Regions from separate parts of the Homo sapiens genome. Here region 2 is linked to region 1. The links are chromatin loops, found by intact Hi-C in ENCODE. Cell type or tissue: adrenal gland. All regions are shown on one strand. Each heading gives the region's core, and the rest is flanking DNA. Links, peaks and the distances in the headings are about the cores only.

The links. Hi-C counts contacts between places; a loop is a spot of excess contacts. Peaks named below come from ENCODE experiments on the same cell type or tissue, not always from the same donor. Only the 100,000 strongest peaks of a DNase experiment are listed, where the experiment ranks them.
Region 2: a loop joins it to region 1, with 2.3 times the contacts of the local background. A loop is called at or near these places in 14 of 110 quality-filtered maps.

What each region holds. Positions count from the first base shown.
Region 1 is chr2:232,323,326-232,331,645 of GRCh38, reverse strand. DIS3L2 (DIS3 like 3'-5' exoribonuclease 2) reads right to left here. Exons shown (of 21, transcript NM_152383.5): 15 at 1,650-1,833; 16 at 870-956. Among named protein-coding and RNA genes, the nearest start is that of ALPP, 51 kb to the left of the region's middle. RefSeq lists enhancers at 1,098-2,071, 3,166-3,215, 3,286-3,555. In adrenal gland, for the core only: CTCF peaks have their summits at 4,153, 4,368 (motif pointing right) and 5,447 (motif pointing right); DNase peaks (open chromatin) are centred at 4,325, 5,506, 5,707 and 6,622.
Region 2 is chr2:232,507,218-232,515,537 of GRCh38, reverse strand. No RefSeq gene overlaps it. Among named protein-coding and RNA genes, the nearest start is that of PRSS56, 9.0 kb to the left of the region's middle. In adrenal gland, for the core only: no CTCF peak of the experiment used is centred there; DNase peaks (open chromatin) are centred at 2,707, 3,259 and 3,842; H3K27ac peaks cover 756 bases.

The DNA of each region.
Region 1 (8,320 bases), core at 93-8,092:
CAGTGGGCACGGCCCAGCCCCTCTCCGCTGTGGGTGCCACAGGTGCTTGGCTGGGCAGACACTTGTGACTGGGGGCAGGTCACGGTGACCAGGCCCAAGCAGGCCCTGATGGCTTCAAACCCAGCAGAGCTTGAAGTGTCAGAAAATAAATCCACTGAGGTCAGCTGAAGCCATCAGTTCTTGTGAACAGATTGAATCTGCCGAGTGACCGAGCCCCTAAAATACAGCCTGTCTCTGCCCCTGGGCCGGGGTGGGACCCAGAGCCGACCCATCAGCATCCACTGCTCCCGCTGACCCGAGGGTCCTCTGGGGTCCTGGTCCCAGGATGCTCGGGCCCTGCATGGGGGAAGCTCAGCCTGGGGCGCTGTGACAGGCATCCCAGAGCAAGCCCAGCTGTCCACCCCACAGGCTGCCACCTCCCTGCAGGCCCAGGCCTAGGCCCCCGGCCAAGTCCGCTTCTTTCCCACACTGGCCAGAGGCTGACAGCTAGTTCTGGACTCCACATGTGGGGATGGAGGCTGCGGAGTGTTCCCTGGGACAGGAAACCACATGGGACCCTGTCTCTCCTCCAGGACCCCAGCCTGACAGGAGGTCTCAGTAGCCCCTCAGCTCCAGGGCACTCTGTCCTTGAGCGAGTGTGAGCAGGAGACAGCGGCTCAAACTCAAGAGGCTCAGGGTGCCCCCTCCTAGGTGCTGCCTGGGGTCGGCCTCCTCTCCCACCCTCTGGCAGAGGAGGAGCAGCCCCCGTCCACCCAGCCATGTCCAGAGCAGGCAGGAACGGTGGGGGCCTGTGCTTGCACGTGGAGGTCACAGGTCTGGGGCTAGTGTGCTCCTGGGAGCAGGGGAGGCCGGGGCTGGGCCCTCCTTACCTGCATGGGCCGGGAGCACATGTTGGTGAGCACCTCCTTGCGGGCCAGTGAGTACTTGTCATCTCCAAATGTTTGGGTCAGGCTTTTCTAGAAGCAAATCCCAGAAACCTATGTGACGTGTGGTCCAGCTCGGGCAGAGACTCTGGGCCCTGTCATCCGCTGAGCACCTCATGCCCGGCTCTGGGGGGAGGAGTTGCCTGTGGGGCTCAGCCCTGCTCAGAGGGGATGGGTGGGGAGAGGGGGCAGCCGCCCACACCCTGTGGCCCACACTTCCATGTTTTTGCTGGCTGGCCTGGACTCACTGGGCTCCAGCTCTCTGGCCTGGGGCACCTGCCTTCCCCTCCCAGGGTTGGGCCTGGGTGAGATGTCTCCCTCCTCCAGGACCACAGCCAAGGCCCTGGGTTTCTTAGCTTTGCCCCAGGCAGGGAGCACCTGAAAGTACCCACCAGGAACATTCCCGGGATTCCTACAATTCCAGCCCCGACTCTGAAAGCCTCTGGGCCCAAGACCAGCCCTTTCTGGCCACAGGACCCCTGCCCTCTGCTAGGCCTCCAGGGTCCCCCCGCTTGGCACAGTCCTGGTGAAGGGGCAGGTCCCACTGTCAGGGCCCCTGTGACTCAGAGGGGCCCTTTCTCCCAGGGCCTCCTTCCCTACAGGAGAGACCTGGCTGAAGGGGAGGGACTCTGGGGGGAAGCAGAGGCCGCTGGACCACCCCACCTTCCAGGTCTTTCTCTTCTTTCCCCCAAGCAGGGCCTCCCCCGAATCCTGCCCACCACTCACATTGAGGGCTCCTGCGGAGCTGAAGTCCACGGGCAGCCCCATCTGGTCGCAGAATTCCACCAGGTCACTGAGCATCCTTGTTTGGGGCGGGGGGTGCCGGCGCAGCAGGGCCTGCTCGGGGAAGGCGCGGTGGATCTTGTGGGCCACTGCCATGTTGGCCAAGAGCATGAACTCCTCCACGAGCCTGCAGAGGGTGGGTGGGATGGGAGGGACCGCTGGGGTTTGGGGACAGGTGCGCAGGCTTTCCCACGCTGCAGCCGGCCTGGCTCTCTATCAATCACCCTTCAGGTCTCAGCTTAAAGACAACCTCCCAGCTACCTCATCTCATGTGTTCCGCCAAGTCCCTGTCTTGCCCAGCACCCCCATGGTCTCCCTGCACCAGTTGGTCTACACCGCCTTCTCCTCTGACTGGTTAGCTCCTGTGCTGGCTCTCCCAGAGGGGGACCCTGGAGAGCAGGGAAGCACCCATCTATTAAATAATTCACTGCAGCAGCCCCAGAGCTCAGCAGCCCACCCAATCCAGAGAAGGCACCGAGGAAAGATCTCTGCTGAATGACAGGATGCCTGGAACACTCGGGCAGCCCAGGCTGTAAGAGGGCACCATGCTCGCCCAGGGCATGGGAACCCTGGGGCCCCAGCTCAGCCCCTGCTCTGAGGGCTCCCTGAGGCATGTGGCAGTGGTGAGTGGACCAAGGACCCCACAGTCCCAGGAGTGCTGGGCTCCCTTCTCCTCTGGGGACGGTGCCTTGTTGGAGGGAAGCCTCCCAACAGGGTCTCTGAGGGTAGACAGGACAGTCTGAGGCAGCAGGAGGGAAGCCCTCACCAGAGGACAGGGCAGGAGTGGGGATGGGGTGAGACCCCAGAGTCACCCTTTCAGGGGCTGCTGCTCTGGCTTTGCAGCACTTGGGTGTCTGTCATTAGACTCAACAGTCACTGTGAATGGATGTGGCTCCCCACAGAAGGACTGAGCAGGCCAAGGTCCCAGACTGAAGGAGCGGGGACCGATAGGCGATGTGGGACATGAACCAGGCAAAGGCTGGGGGGCTGGTATCACACAGCACTGAGGTCAGCACCACTGACCCTACCACCAAATCTGGGGCAGGAGGCCACGCACTTCTTTTTCCCGCCTTTGGTGGGACAAGAAGATCACACATGTGCACAAGAGCTGGAGCCTGTTGTGATGGGCCAGCCTTGGGCATGTCCTCATGCCTTGGTGACCAGGACCCTCTTCATGGGGAAAGCCGCCCCCTCAGGGAGACATGGGGCTATCGGGGCCTTGACCAGCCTGGGGGGACTCTGCCTTCCCTGCCTTTCCCCAGCCTTCATGCCCAGCCCTGAGCTTTCCCCTTGAGTGAGAGAGATCAGGGAGGAAGCTCCCGCAGGCCTGGCTGCAGCCAGAACCCTGCCATCAACTTCCCTTCCTGGAGGTGTGAGTAGTGCTGCGGGTGAGCCTCGTCATCTGGCCATGCTCGTGGAAAGAAAGCCAGCCACCGAGAGAGAGAGCCCTGGCATATAGAGCCCCTCCTCCACCCAGGGTGGGCCTGCCAGGGCAGACGTGTGGCTGTGCTCTGCCAGGATGTCCTGAGAGCATATCTGCCTCCCCAGGGAGCCTGAGATGCAGAGGAAGAAGGGCTGGGAAATGCCCCAGGAGGGCAGGCACCACCTGGAGAGGAGGGAAGCCAGCCCAGCACCCCTAGCGCCTCCCCTGGGGACTAGTGGGGACTTTTTTGGGCTGGCTCATGGCACACAGTAAGGCAGGTGACAGCTGGGATGTGTGACCACAAGGATCAAGCTTCAGCCTGCCCTTCTACCACACAGGACACCCAGCAGGTAAAAGGAGGAGCATCCATGTTGCCCTCTGGGTGGCAGTAACGGCCTGTGATGTGCCACCCCACCTCCCAGCCCTAATCTGTGCTTGTGCCCACCACTTCCTGCCAAAAACCCTGTGTTCAAGCCCTTAACCCACTACAAGTCTCCCAAGCCCAGGTTTGACTCTCAGCTCCACAACTTTCTTGCCGTGGGATTCTGAACAAATCACAGAGCCCTCCCCATCCTCTGTCTCAAATGCAGGACAGGGGTCACAATGGCACCTGCTCAGGGCTGTCATGGACGCAGAGAAAACAGGTTCTGCACTGGCAGGCCCTCTGCCTGATGCATTGAAAGCCCTCAGGACGCAGGCACTGTTCTCCTGTTGCCCCACCTGCCCCCCACATGGCCAGCTGGGGGTCTCCTCAATATGCCCTGTGATTTTCATCCCTGCCATCAATCTGTGTTCCTCAATTCTTTTGAAGCCTCCCTGAAAAGCAGGCTGCAGTCCCCCACATGAACACTGACTGTTCTAGGCTCACCTGTATCACTGTCTGGTGCCATTAGACTGTTCTTATTCGGATTTCATAATAAGATATTGTGAACCCAAGAGGAATCAAAATTCCTGCTTGAAAAATAATCTGATACTGGTCAGGCCATCAGCACGGAAATACTTCAGATGCACACAATCATGCGTACTTTTGCCCTCTCACTCCATAAAAACTACTATGTGCCAGGCACGGTTCTGGACTTTTCTCCCCATGCAGTCGGACAATCCTCCTGGGCAGGAGCATCCAGGCAATTCTGTGGTGCCTGCTTTCCCCTCCAGCCCAGCTGCAGGCTTGCCGGAAGAGGGACAAGTGTAGCCTTAGGCCCGACCCTGGGCTGCATTTTGCAGTGTGGCCAGCAGGAGGCAGCATGACCCCATAGCGGGCAGCACTGAGGCTGCAGGCTAAGGAGGCCACCAGGCGGGCAGGGTGAAAGAGCAGGGCTGTGTGAGGTGGCCCCTGGTTACTCCTCTGTGCCCATGCCCCACCCTCTATGGGTTTAGGAATTGAATATCTGGGGGCCTCTCAGGGCTGAGCCAGGCTCCTGCTCTCAGTTCCTGCAGGCGCTCTCCACATCCCTTCTCATGGTTTTCAGTAAACACGAGGACAAGGACAGGAGGGAGGGGACAGGGAGAGGGTGGGGCCGCTGTGGAAGCCCCTGCCAAGACCACAGACCTCAGGCAAGCTGCTTCCCTGGCAACTCCGCTACCTGCTCTCCCTGGACCCCCAGCACAGTCCCAGGAGTCACCTCTGCCCTCGACAGTGAACAAGTGCACTCTTGGTGACCTTGAACGTGAAGCCTGGTGAGGCTATGGAGGAGAGGCCCACCTTGCCAGGGCCCTTGGTGTGGCTGAGTCTCTGCTTCCCTTGCCGTCTCAGCCTCTCCCTCCCTCCTGGGGCTGGGAGTCAGGACAGCACCTGTGGAGCTCTGGCCCAACTAGTTAGGCCACATTAAGCAGGGACCCAGACAAAGGTCAAGGGCACTGAGGAGGGAGCTAGCACCACAGAAAGTCCACTTCCCAGGTGCAGCCTTGGCCATGATGTTTGAGGACAGCTGCAGGGGCTGTTTGGTGCCCTCATGTCCTTCTGATGCTGCAAGTAGCAGATGGGGGCAGAGTGAACAGGTAGGCTATGAGTAGGAGTGAATGAAGGTGGGGCTGACCCCTGGCTCTGGCGGTGGCACCCTGGGGTGGCTGGAAGGTGGGTCCCCAGTGGAGTTTGGGGACAGAAAGGTGCAGGCCAAGCCCAGCTGCCAGCAGCCAGAGTTGCACCGAGTTCAGTATTCGCCATTGCAAATGGGACCTGGCACCACGGGTCAGAGAACTGAGCTGGACGGTGCAGGGTGGGTGGGGTAGGGAAGGTGGGAGTCAGGGCTCTCATCTGCGGCCAGCACAGGCTCCACAGTCCCCCACCCTGTCAATTCCCTGGTGGGCCAGCAGGTGGCGCCCAGCCTCTTTCTCCCCAAGGTCCTGGGATGGGGAGGCTCCAGCTTAGAGCCTAGGCGCTCCTATGGGAACCCAGGGCCAGAGATGACCCGGTCAGCAGGGCCCTCTCCCCTGACCTCCTCCCTCCCTCTCCTGGGGAGCTGTGCTAGGTGCACAGCCTAGGCAGCCAAACCTCCGAAACGCCCCCAAGCTATCCTGGGTGGTCAGGTTGAGCCGCTCCACACTCTGGGCCACGGGAGCCCCGAAGGGCGCAGAGTGGGCACTGGGGCTGCTGGACGGGAGGGCGCCCTGCCCCCTGCCCTGGCCTCATACCTTCCTCCTCTGATGTGGGCACTGGCCCTAGTGTCACCCCACTCCTCCCAGCACCAGGGGCACAGGCGTGAGATCACTGGGCCCTGCGGGGGATGGGGCGCTGGAGCTCAGGGACTGCCTGACAACTGCTTTCCGAGGGGCTGGGAATGGCTGCCAGCCAGCATCACCTTCCAGAACAGCAAGCTAAGGCCTCGGAGACGGGGGCCTTGGATCCAGGCCTGGCATCAGCCAAGCGTCTGGAACCTGCACCACCAGGGCCCCACCACTCTGGAGGTCTGGGGTGGGGCTGTGCTGTGACAGTGGCTGCAGGGCCAGGACCCCAGCTCCTCGGCACTCACTCCCAGCACCTCTCCTCCCTGGTTCTGGGCCTCCCTGGGGCAGGAGGGGGTGGGGAGGGGGAGGCTCAGGTATGAGGCTCAGCGAGCCCCTCACAAACTGTGGCAGACAGCAGAGAAAGGCCACCAGCCCCCCGCACACGGTACACACTCCCCACAGCAAGGGTGACACTGGTAGAGACAGAGGTTCCCACAGTGCACAAACGTTCCTCTAAAGAAAAAGCAACAACATCAATATATGAAACGCAGGGCTCTTCATGCGTTTACGACAGGGCGTCCTTCACCCTGAAGGTGCCGGCGAGCATCAAGACTGCAGAGCCAGCCACTGGGTGCCGCATTCCTGCTGGCTCAGGTGGGACCTGTTTCTGTCGCATCTTAAAGGACGATGCTGGGAAAGGCTGCTCTCACCCTGGCAGGGCTCAGAGGTGATGAGATGAGAAAGGGGTAAAGCGATCTGCTCTTCAGAGGAAGCCTGCCTTCCCTGACCATCGAGGAACTGGATCTGAGTATTTCTCTGCTCAGCTGAAAGGCTGGGGCTGGGTTTTGATAGTCAGGGATCCAGGGCATCTGTGGCCAGGAAGGTCCTGTCTGGCAGGTGGTAGGGGTTGGGGGGTGTCCCTCCCCTCTCCTGGCCCTGCCATGGAGACAAGGGGCTTCTCCTCAGTGGCTTGCATGGAATGCCAGCCCTACCACTCACTTGCTTCTTAAGCTCATGTAATCTCAATTTGTTTCCCTGTAAAACAGGGAAGCAATGTTCAAGTTCCTGGCCTCGAATAAATAAGACATTATTATTACACATCTTATGATGTGACTGGCCTGGGTGCCCCAACTCTAGGACTTGGGCAAAAAACACAGTAAAAGCAACATTTCTAGAAGTTTCTTCTGCCTCCCCTACCCTCACCACAAAGCCACCCTCTGGCAAGGAGGCCAGAGGTGTCCCATTTCAGATCCATGCACCTGATAAAGTGCTGACAAACTCACCTCACCCCTTCCTCACACAGGACACTCAGAGAGTGGCCTTGGAAATGAGCGGGAGCCGGGGCAGAGGGGCAGGACCAGTGCCCAAAGCTGAAAATTAGTCCATTTTCAAAGGCCAAAGGCAAATGTGGGACAGAAACAGCCTCTTCTGCCCTCAGCCACCAGGGCCCTTGTCACGCTCTGTGGGAGGCTCCTGCTAATGGAATGAGGCCACTCACAGAGCTTGTTCAATTAGCTCTTGCTGAAAACTGCTAACGTGGCTTTGATAAGAATTGCTCCCAGCCAATTTCAGCCTCATTTCTTCTGCAGACCAAATTTTCCACACTTGGGCACACGCTGCCTGTAAGCTCCAGAGCCCTGGGCTCTGCCGAGGCCATGAAGGCAGCTGCTGGGCCTGTCTCAGAAGCTGTGTACCCAACCATGGCCTCTTCTCCATGGCTGGGCAACCCATGGGGTGCAGGTGATGGCCACCTTTACGTAGAACCTGCTGTGTTCTTAGCAGCTGGAAATTGAGTGTAGTGTGGTGGAAACCGCAGAGCCCTGGGAGGCAGGGGTCTACGGAGCACTGAATTGCAGGCTGCTGGGGAGGGAAAGTGGAAGAGATCTTGGTGGCAGCTCTGTTCCAGGCCAGGCCGGGTGGGGCTGGGTGCCTGGGAGCTGGAAAGTGGAGGCCTGGAGAAAGGGAGCCGCAGGCAGAGCACCTTGCCTGGGTCGGGGAGGGGGATGGGGAGAAAGTGCAGCTGCTTGACTGATGGACCCCCACCCACAGCTGGCCATGCACCCTGCTGCCAGTCTCCAGCAGAGGGTGCCGTGGCCTCTGGGTGGCCCACCAGTCACAGCTCGGGCCTCTCGCTGACCCCTCTCCTCCTGCGCGCACTGCAACCTCCTGAATGCATTGGACGTTCCCATGAAACCACAGAGAAATGAATGGGGCCCAGTTCACAGGCATGGAAAAGCCCAGAGGAGAAGGCCTCTGGAGCCAAACATCATATGCCTGCAGGGGAGGCCAGAGCCAGGTTTCCTAGGCTGGGAGGCTCAGTCCATGGCAGGGCCTTTCTATAGGTGAGTGGGCGGGCCCCTGCTGTAGCCAGACACATTCTGCACCTGTTTTTCTAGCTCCAAAGGAAGGAAGTCCCCAGAGGCTAGATGGCCACATTTGGGCCCTCAGGCCTTGCCAAAGGGAGCCCCAGTGGCCGTAATGGGGAGCGAAAGGAGACTTGCTGGGAGCTGGGGCCGGGCTGACAGTG
Region 2 (8,320 bases), core at 48-8,047, 180 kb before region 1:
CTAGTAACCCCCATCTTGTTGGTGGGGATTCAAGGAGCTGACACAGTTAGGCCTCCTGCAAAGGGCTGCCAGGGACTGTGGTCGTTGCTCTAGATCAGCTCTTTGTAAATGTGACGGAATCGATAAGTGCTGTTTCCCTGCATGAATATAGAGAGGGCAGGGAGGGCCTGAGCTTGGGAGACAGCAAGGGAGCTGTGGGAGAGCAGAGAATGAGACAGGATGGGATGCGAAACTGCAGAAGGGGCGGCGGCTCCCCAGGTTGTGTGTGGCCTGGGCCCTAGTTTGTCTGAGTAGGAGCTCGCTTCTCCCCATGGGGCCTTCCTCATGGATTGCCTGTCCCTTTCAGCTTTTCAGCTTTGCTTTCTGTTCTGACCTTCCCTATTCCCCATGGGCTGAACTTGGCCTTTTTTTTTTTTTTTTTTTGAGACAACTTGTTGCTATATTGCCCACGCTGGTCTTGAACTTCTAGGTTCAAGTAATCCTCCTGCTTCAGCCTCCCAAAGTGTTGGAATTACAGGCATGAGCCACCATGCCTGGCCTGTATTTGACTTTAAGAGGGCTCTGAAGAGGCAGGGGTGCTGTCTAGCCCAGAAGGGAGCACTGCTGAAGCTGGGGCGCCTGCAGGCTCTGTGGTTCTCTGAGAATGGAGTGATCCTGGAACTGTATCCAGGGCTTTCCTTAGTAGGTGAGACCCCTGGCCTCCCTGCCCTCCCCTCACTCAATATTTTGGGCACGGATACATCCAGACCACCACTGATGCCACTGAAGACCACTGTTCAATCCTGTGATAAAAGAATGCAAACCATTTCACAATTTTGCTTGTTTCCTCTCCTGTTCTTCTTTTTTGTCTTTTGTCTTTTTTCTTGTGATCTCCATAAGTTTCCTTTCCTTTTTTTCAGTCTGGCTGACGGCTGTGTTTCTTTGAAATTTGCTAATTTAACACCTTCAATTTCTATGCTACTATTCCCATTTTCCCCTCCTCCTACATAGTAGACTCTCCCTGATCAGTATTTCCCATTGCTATTGCTTTCAAATCTTTTTGTTAACTTAGATGATTTTTTTTTTGAGATGGAGTTTTGCCCTTGTCACCCAGGCTGGAGTGCGGTGGCATGATCTGGGCTCACTGCAAACTCTGCCTCCCAGGTTCAAGCGATTCTCGTGCCTCAGCCTCCTGAGTAGCTGGGGCTCCTGTGTAGCATGGGTGTGTGCTACCATGCCCGGCTTATTTTGTATTTTTAGTAGAGATGGGGTTTCACCATGTTGGCCAGGCTGGTCTCAAATTCCTGACCTCAAGTGATCCACCCGCCTCGGCCACCCAAAGTGCTGGGATTACAGGCATGAGCCACCGCGCCCAGCCTTAGATGATCTTTTTAGAAAACACCATCTCTCTGATGTAGAGATGGTTCTTGGAGTCATGTGGTTCTCTTCATGGTTGCTTCATTTACTGCTGCCAACATAAACTCAAATTAGATTTAATAAGTCATATTAAAATTTTCAATAGGATCCCTCCTTACAGCAAATTTCTAGCAATCTATCTCTCTAAACTTATCTGCATCAATGTAAAAAGAAATTTCTGGAAATGGTGGTTATTTATTAATGATGGCTTAATTTCTGAAATTGAGGTTTATTTTATTGTGTTTTGCTTTTCACTTTCTTCTGTGTGCTTTCCTGTGTTACTTGAATTCTTTAAAATCAGCAGGTAGCATTTATACAAATACGAAACATCAAGAGTAAAAAAGAAAAGGACAGGCACCAAGTAGAAATCTTTTCAATAAGACAGTTTATTGATATAATATTTCACCGAGTAAATACTCATTAATGTCAAAAGCTGGTTGAGTAAAGGGAATTTCATGTAGTTCGATGTATTACAATGTATCAAACCTTCATAATAACTGCTTAAGGCAGGTGTCATCAGACCCATTTTACAGATGAGGCCACTGAGGCTCGGAGAAGTTGATTGACCTAGCTGAGACCACACTGCTAGGAACTGGAGAAGAGATGGAAGGCTGTTCTGCCTGCTGCCAGAGGCCACACCCTCAACCTCTGCCCAGCCCTGCCTTGGGAGTCCACAAGTGCCTTCTGACTGCTAACCCTGCAGGGGTTTGCTAAGGTAGCCACACAAAGGTTGAAGCTTCTTGAAATGGATGAAACGGTTGGGGCCGAGGCTTTGTCTTCCCTTGCAGGGGACTCAGCTGTGTGAGGCAGGAGTGGGTGAGGCAGAACAGCTGAGAAGACATATAGGCGTGGGGTTGGGGCCAGCAGATGATGGGAGGGACCTAAAGGGGAGAGGAAGAGGAGAAACCAGAGACACGGGTGCCACCAAAGTTCCTCCAGTGTCCCTTCTGCATCCATCTTGCACCCCCAGACTGGCAACCTCCTCAGAGCCTCTGAGGTTGGAGAGGCCTCGTGGGGGTGCCCCAGCTACTATCTCCTTCTATGTCCAGCTACCAGGCATGGAGCAGGAAGGGGTGGGTGCATAGGTCAGGGGGCCCTCCGCAAGGCCTCACTTACCCTCCTGCTGGGCATGTCCAGCCCCCTGCCCAGAGCTCCCAGCCTCATCACTCAGGGCCAGGTGGAGGCCATGTAGGGTGCAGGGAGAGCTTACAAAGCCAATAAATCCCCCAAGGCAATTACAGTGATGAGCGAGGCATAAACAAGGCGCTTTACCTGCCGCAGCCAACCCTCCCCTGCACACACGTGCGCATGCACACACACGGGAACACACACACACACACATACACACGCACACATGCTGGAGTCAGCCCATTTGCAGGGTAATGGCTTTGCGACAGCAGAAATTATCTGCAGCATTAGAGGCAGCCTGGCCAGGCAGGGCAAGCTGGGGGCGGGGCCTCAGGATGAACCTGGGGGATACTAAGAGAGGAAGCAGGTGCCCGCAGGCTAGGGTCTGGGCCCCTGGAAACACTGCAGGGCTGGGGGGAGTGGGTGCAGGCTGCAAAGGGCTTGGTGAGGGCCAGACCAAGTGGAGGGTCCCTGCCCACCCCTGCCCACAGCTCTTTCCCTTTCGACTTCCAAGGCCTGTAAGTGGGCAGATAACTGGGAGCAGCGGTGTCTCAGGACCTGAAATCATAGCTGAGCAGCCACTTGCTCCTGTCCTGGCCTGAAAGCCACGTCCTTTTCCCTAGCCCCAGGGAGGCCACACTTGGTGGCCTAGAGAGAGGGGCATGGGGTGATTAAGGAATGAAAGGGAGCCCCCGAAAGGAGGATGCGTGTTGCGGGGGTGGTGAGGGGGTGGCAGGGTTTGCCTTAGCTGATTGTTTCCCTCCGTGACTGTCATGGGAATCAGGTCTGGGCTGCCCAGCAGTTCTGGGGAGGAGGGGGCTCCAGAGGAAGGACCTCCTCCTTCCCCAGGTCAGGAAACTGAAAAGAGCCACCACCTGGATCTTCGGAAGAGACCTCTGGCTGCCCGTTTTAGGCCAAGGACAGGAGGGCTAATCTTCCCCTACACCCCTTTAGCCAGCTAGCATTGGTAGGGGCAGCAAAACCAATAAAGAGAGTGGGGCAAGCTGGGCTCCCAGGCCTATGGGACTTTGAGGTTCACAGTGATGTGGGGGTGGCAACAGTCCCAGGGGTCCTTAGCATCCTGCCCCAGGGCTTGGCTAGACCTGGCATCTGCGGTGGGGGTGCTCGCTGGGGAATCATGCCTGTCAGCCTGACAATAAAGCTGGGCTCTGTGACTCTGGCAGCAACGGAGCATCCTGCCCACCTGCGGGCACACCCAGATTGCATTTGCTGAAATAAATTGCTGGAGAAAATAAATCCCACACACATGATTAATGGGAGGCAGGGAGGCAGGCAGCCAGCATGAGGAGCCACTGGGGACAGAGTGACAGTTGGGCACAAAGCCAGCACAGCCACGGGGCCTCCGGGAAAGGGCTGTAGCAACTGTATGGCTACCAGGGTCACTGTGGTCCCTGCCACTGCCACTGCACAGGGGACCTGACCGCGCAGGCTGACAAGGCCCCTGGGGACTCAGGCTGGCCCCCAGCTTGGCTCTGCATCACTGCAGGTGGTGTGGAGGGGCCGATCCTGGGCTTGCTACTGTGACCTGGGCCGGACCACGCCTCCTGGGGACTGGGGACCCCACGGACCAGAGCAGGGAAGAAATCAAGCCAGGATGTTGGCAAGAGGGGTGGGGGTGAGGGGTAAGGACTTCCCAGCTGGCCAGCTGTGAGTCCTTGAGCAAACTACCTCCTGTCTCTGAGCCTCCATCTCCCCATCTGCTCAATGGAGCTAATACCAGGGCCTCCCTCAGAAGGTTGTTGAGGGGCTCAGCTCAGGCCACCCAGCCAAAGCAGCTGCTAGGGTGCTGGGCACACAGGGGGCTGTCCCAGATGACAAAGGTGTGCTCAGCATCTATGACATGCCCATGCTGCACTGAGAACTGGGGCACAGTCCCTGCCCTCATGGAGCTAATAGCCTGGTGGTAGACAAATGGTAAAAAAGTAATAATAGTAAGGACTGGCCGGGTGTGGTGGCTCACGCCTGTAATTCCAGCACTTTGGGAGGCTGAGGCGGGTGGATCACGAGGTCAGGAGATCGAGACCATCCTGGCTAACATGGCGAAACCCCATTTCTACTAAAAATACAAAACATTTAGCCAGGCTACTCGGGAGGCTGAGGCAGGAGAATGGCGTGAACCCGGGAGGCGGAGCTTGCAGTGAGTCAAGATTGCACCACTGCACTCCAGCCTGGGTGACAGAGCAAGACTCTGTCTCAAAAAAAAAAAAAAACCACCAAAAAAAAAAGTAAGGACTACGTAAGTCATCTCAAATGCACACGGCGCTGTGTAGGAGAAGCCTTGAGTGCTGGGGACAGGGGAAGGGGCTTGCTTACACTCTGGAGGTCAGGGCAGGCTTCCTGGGGGAGAGGGCACTGAACACAAGTGAATTTATGGCAAAAATCCAATAGTTTGATTTTGGTGAGTCTGTTGAGAAACAGTCTCATTCATTGCTTTTAGGAGAGTCACAGTGAGAGTTGACAATGCCTACACAAATACCTACCCACAGTACACACACTCTTATTCTCCTTTTAATTTTTATTTTCTCTTAAATGAGACAGGGCCTCATTCTGTCACCTAGGCTGGAGTGCAATAGCGTGGCCACGGCTCACTGTAGCCTTGACCTCCTGGGCTCAAGTGATCCTCCTTCCTCAGCCTCCTGAGTAGCTGGGACCACAGGCGTTTGCCACCATATCCAGCTAAGTTTTAAAATTTTTTATAGAGAAGAGGTCTAGCTGTGTTGTCCAGGCTGGTCTTGAACTCCTGAGCTCAAGAATCCTCATGCCTCGGCCTCCCAAAGTGTCATGCCATCGCACCTGGTCTCACGCATTCTTATTCTTTAGTACTCCCACTTCAGAGCATTTTGTCCTACAGATATGTAGAAAAACACAGTTATAAAATGACAGATGTACAAAGATGTTCACTGCAACATTGACAGAAAGAACAAAAAAGAAAAGTAGCAACAACTCAGGTAGTGATGGAGGAAGGACTCAGTTGAATAAACCGTGTACGAGACTGGGAATGATGACTCATGCCCGTCATCCCAGCATTTTGGGAGGCTGAGGTGGGAACTGCTTGGGGCCAGGAGTTTTGAGACCAGCCTGGGCAAGATGGCGAGATCCCCATATCTGCAAAAAAAACAAAAAAATTTTTTTTTTAATTAGCTAGGCATTGGCTGGCTGCGGTGGCTTATGCCTGTAATCCCAGAAACTTGGGAGGCTGAGGCAGGTGGATCACTTGAGGTCAGGAATTCGAGATCAGCCTGGCCAACATGGTGAAACCCCGTCTCTACTAAAAATACAAAAATTAGCCAGGCATGGTGGTGCACGACTGTAATCCCAGCTACTCAGGAGGCGGAGGCACCAGAATTGCTTGAACCCGGGAGGCGGAGGTTGCAGTAAGCCAAGATTGTGCCACTGCACTCCAACCTGGGTGAAAGAGGAAGACTCTGTCTCAAAAATAAAAATAAAAGTAAATAAATAGGCTGGGCATGGTGGCATGCACCTGTAATCCTACGTACTCAGGAGGCTGAAGTATCACTTGAACCCAGGAATTTGAAGTTGCAGCGAGTTATGATTGTACCACTGCACTCTAGTCTGGGTGACAGAGAGAGATGAAATACTATACAGCTGTGAAAAAAGAATGAGGAATCTATTGCTGTGGAAAGAACGTCAAGATAGATTAAGTGAAAACAAAATGAGGAACAGTGTACTCAAATGAGGAACATTCTACTTTTTGTGTGAGAAAGGACAAAAAGAAAAGCACATAATTTGTTTTAGACTACACACAGAATTAAAGTAGCCCCCTGGGGTTATGGGGTGGAAGAGGAAACCAGGTACATGGGAATGGGAGTGGAACTTTGAATTGCTTTGATTTTTTAATTATATGGGTGTATTATCCACAGAAAAAAAAATGTAAAGATATTTCAGGGACTTTGTTTCTTTCTGGAGGGCAGAGGGCACATGACTGGAGGTGCTGGGGTAGGGAGCTGGTTCAGGGATAAACCTCAACCTGAGGTGGCCTGGCAGTGCCGAATGAATATCAAAGTATCAAAGTGCCAGATGAGTCCAAACAAACCATGTTTAGGAACAGTTGGTCCATGGAACCTTCAGGAAGCGATGGAGGCTCAGAGAGAAGAGGGTGTGCAGCAGGTGTGGCCCTACCGGGCCCCAGACTTGGCCCTCCGCCCACACTAAGGCCAAGGACTCGGAGGGTAGGGACTGAGGGAGTGACCAGAAAAGCTGACCGTGGATGGAGGTGCAGCGGCACTGGGAAGCGAGTCTCTGGTGGGACACCTGTCACTCACCCAGTGTGGCTGTGGGTGTGTGTGTGAGCTGGTTGGGGGGCAGGGGTCTGTGGTCAGGGCAAGAAGCACTGGGAGGTCAGGAGAGATAAACGATCACCTTGCGGGGACATGCTGGTTCCCCGCTGAACCACTGAACTGCTGGATTCTGAGCCACAAGGCCTGAGGCCCGAAGACCCTCCCCACCTCTACCCTGAGGAAGCCCCTCCTCCCCACCTGCCAGGCTGGAGGGTCCCAGGGCCCACCTGGGTGAGCAGGTGTGGGGGTGCCTCCTGGTGGCGCTCAGTGAGAGTCACAGGCCTCGAAGGACTAGGAAGTCCTGGGCAGCCCTGGGCCAAATTCCAGGACCCCACAAGGGCTGGGAGCTAGATAAAACCAAAGGGTCCAAGCCGGGAGATTTAGGGAGAGATCTTGGGGCAAGTGAAGGAAAATCTCAGTGGCTGTGGATGCCCCAGTACCCATCTCCCCATGAAAAGCCCAACCCTCCTCCCTCAGCCTACCCAGCAGGACACAGCCTCTCTGCCTCGGAGGTTTCTGGGGCTCAGGGAGGTGAGCCTTCTGCTTTTCCTGACTTCCCATTATCTTTCCACTCTGCCCCCCTCCTTCTCCAAAGCTGCCTTTCCTGTTTCCAAATCACCCCCTCTCTGTTCAAGCTGCGCACCAGGCAGCTTTGCCCACGTGTGCAATCCCAAGTGAGCACAGTGCAGGGTCCGCTACCAACGCCGCAGCCTCCTTGTTCAACAGTTATTAAGCAATTCACAGGGGCAACAGCACAGCGGGACACCAGGTGGGGGCCGTCTGCAGCGGGCAGCTCCGTGAGCTGAGCAGGGCAGGGGCTAGCACTGCAGGGGAAGGGGGTCCTGATGAGGAGGGGCTAGGGCTGCAGGGGAAGGGGTCCTCTACTCCCAAGTACATGGGGCCCTAGGCCTGGTTTTGGGGGGTCTCCCTCACCTGACAGCTGTGCCTGAGCATCTCCACTCTGGGAGGCTCCCAGTCCTTCCCCCATGTGTGTGCACATGTGGGGAGACACTGGCTGGGGATGGCTGTCCTGTCAGAAGTGGCTCAGGCGAATGTGCTGGGCCTCCAACCATAGGGGCAACACCCTTCCCTGGGCAGCCTGCTTCTGGAGGAGAGGGGTCCTCAGAGCAGAGGGCATCTGAACCAGGCTTCTGTGGGCCTCATTCAGTGCTTACCCACACCACTTCCACGGAGCCTCACAGTGTACCCATTTTGCAGATGCGGCAATTGAGATGTGGATAGGTGGATGGCTTGGCAAGGTGAGTCAGGACTCTCAGGTCTGGGCAAGAGCCGCTGGGGAGAATGGAAGAAAAAGGAGGTGCAGGGACTTGTTTTCAGTATCATCTTGTTTACACAGACATGGCTGGGCCTAGAGAAATAATAAGATGAATGATGATTTGTGGGGTTCGCTGAACCGTTAGCCCATGGCAGTCCTGGCTCCGGGAATCCTCCAGGTACAGACTCAGTGACCCCCACAG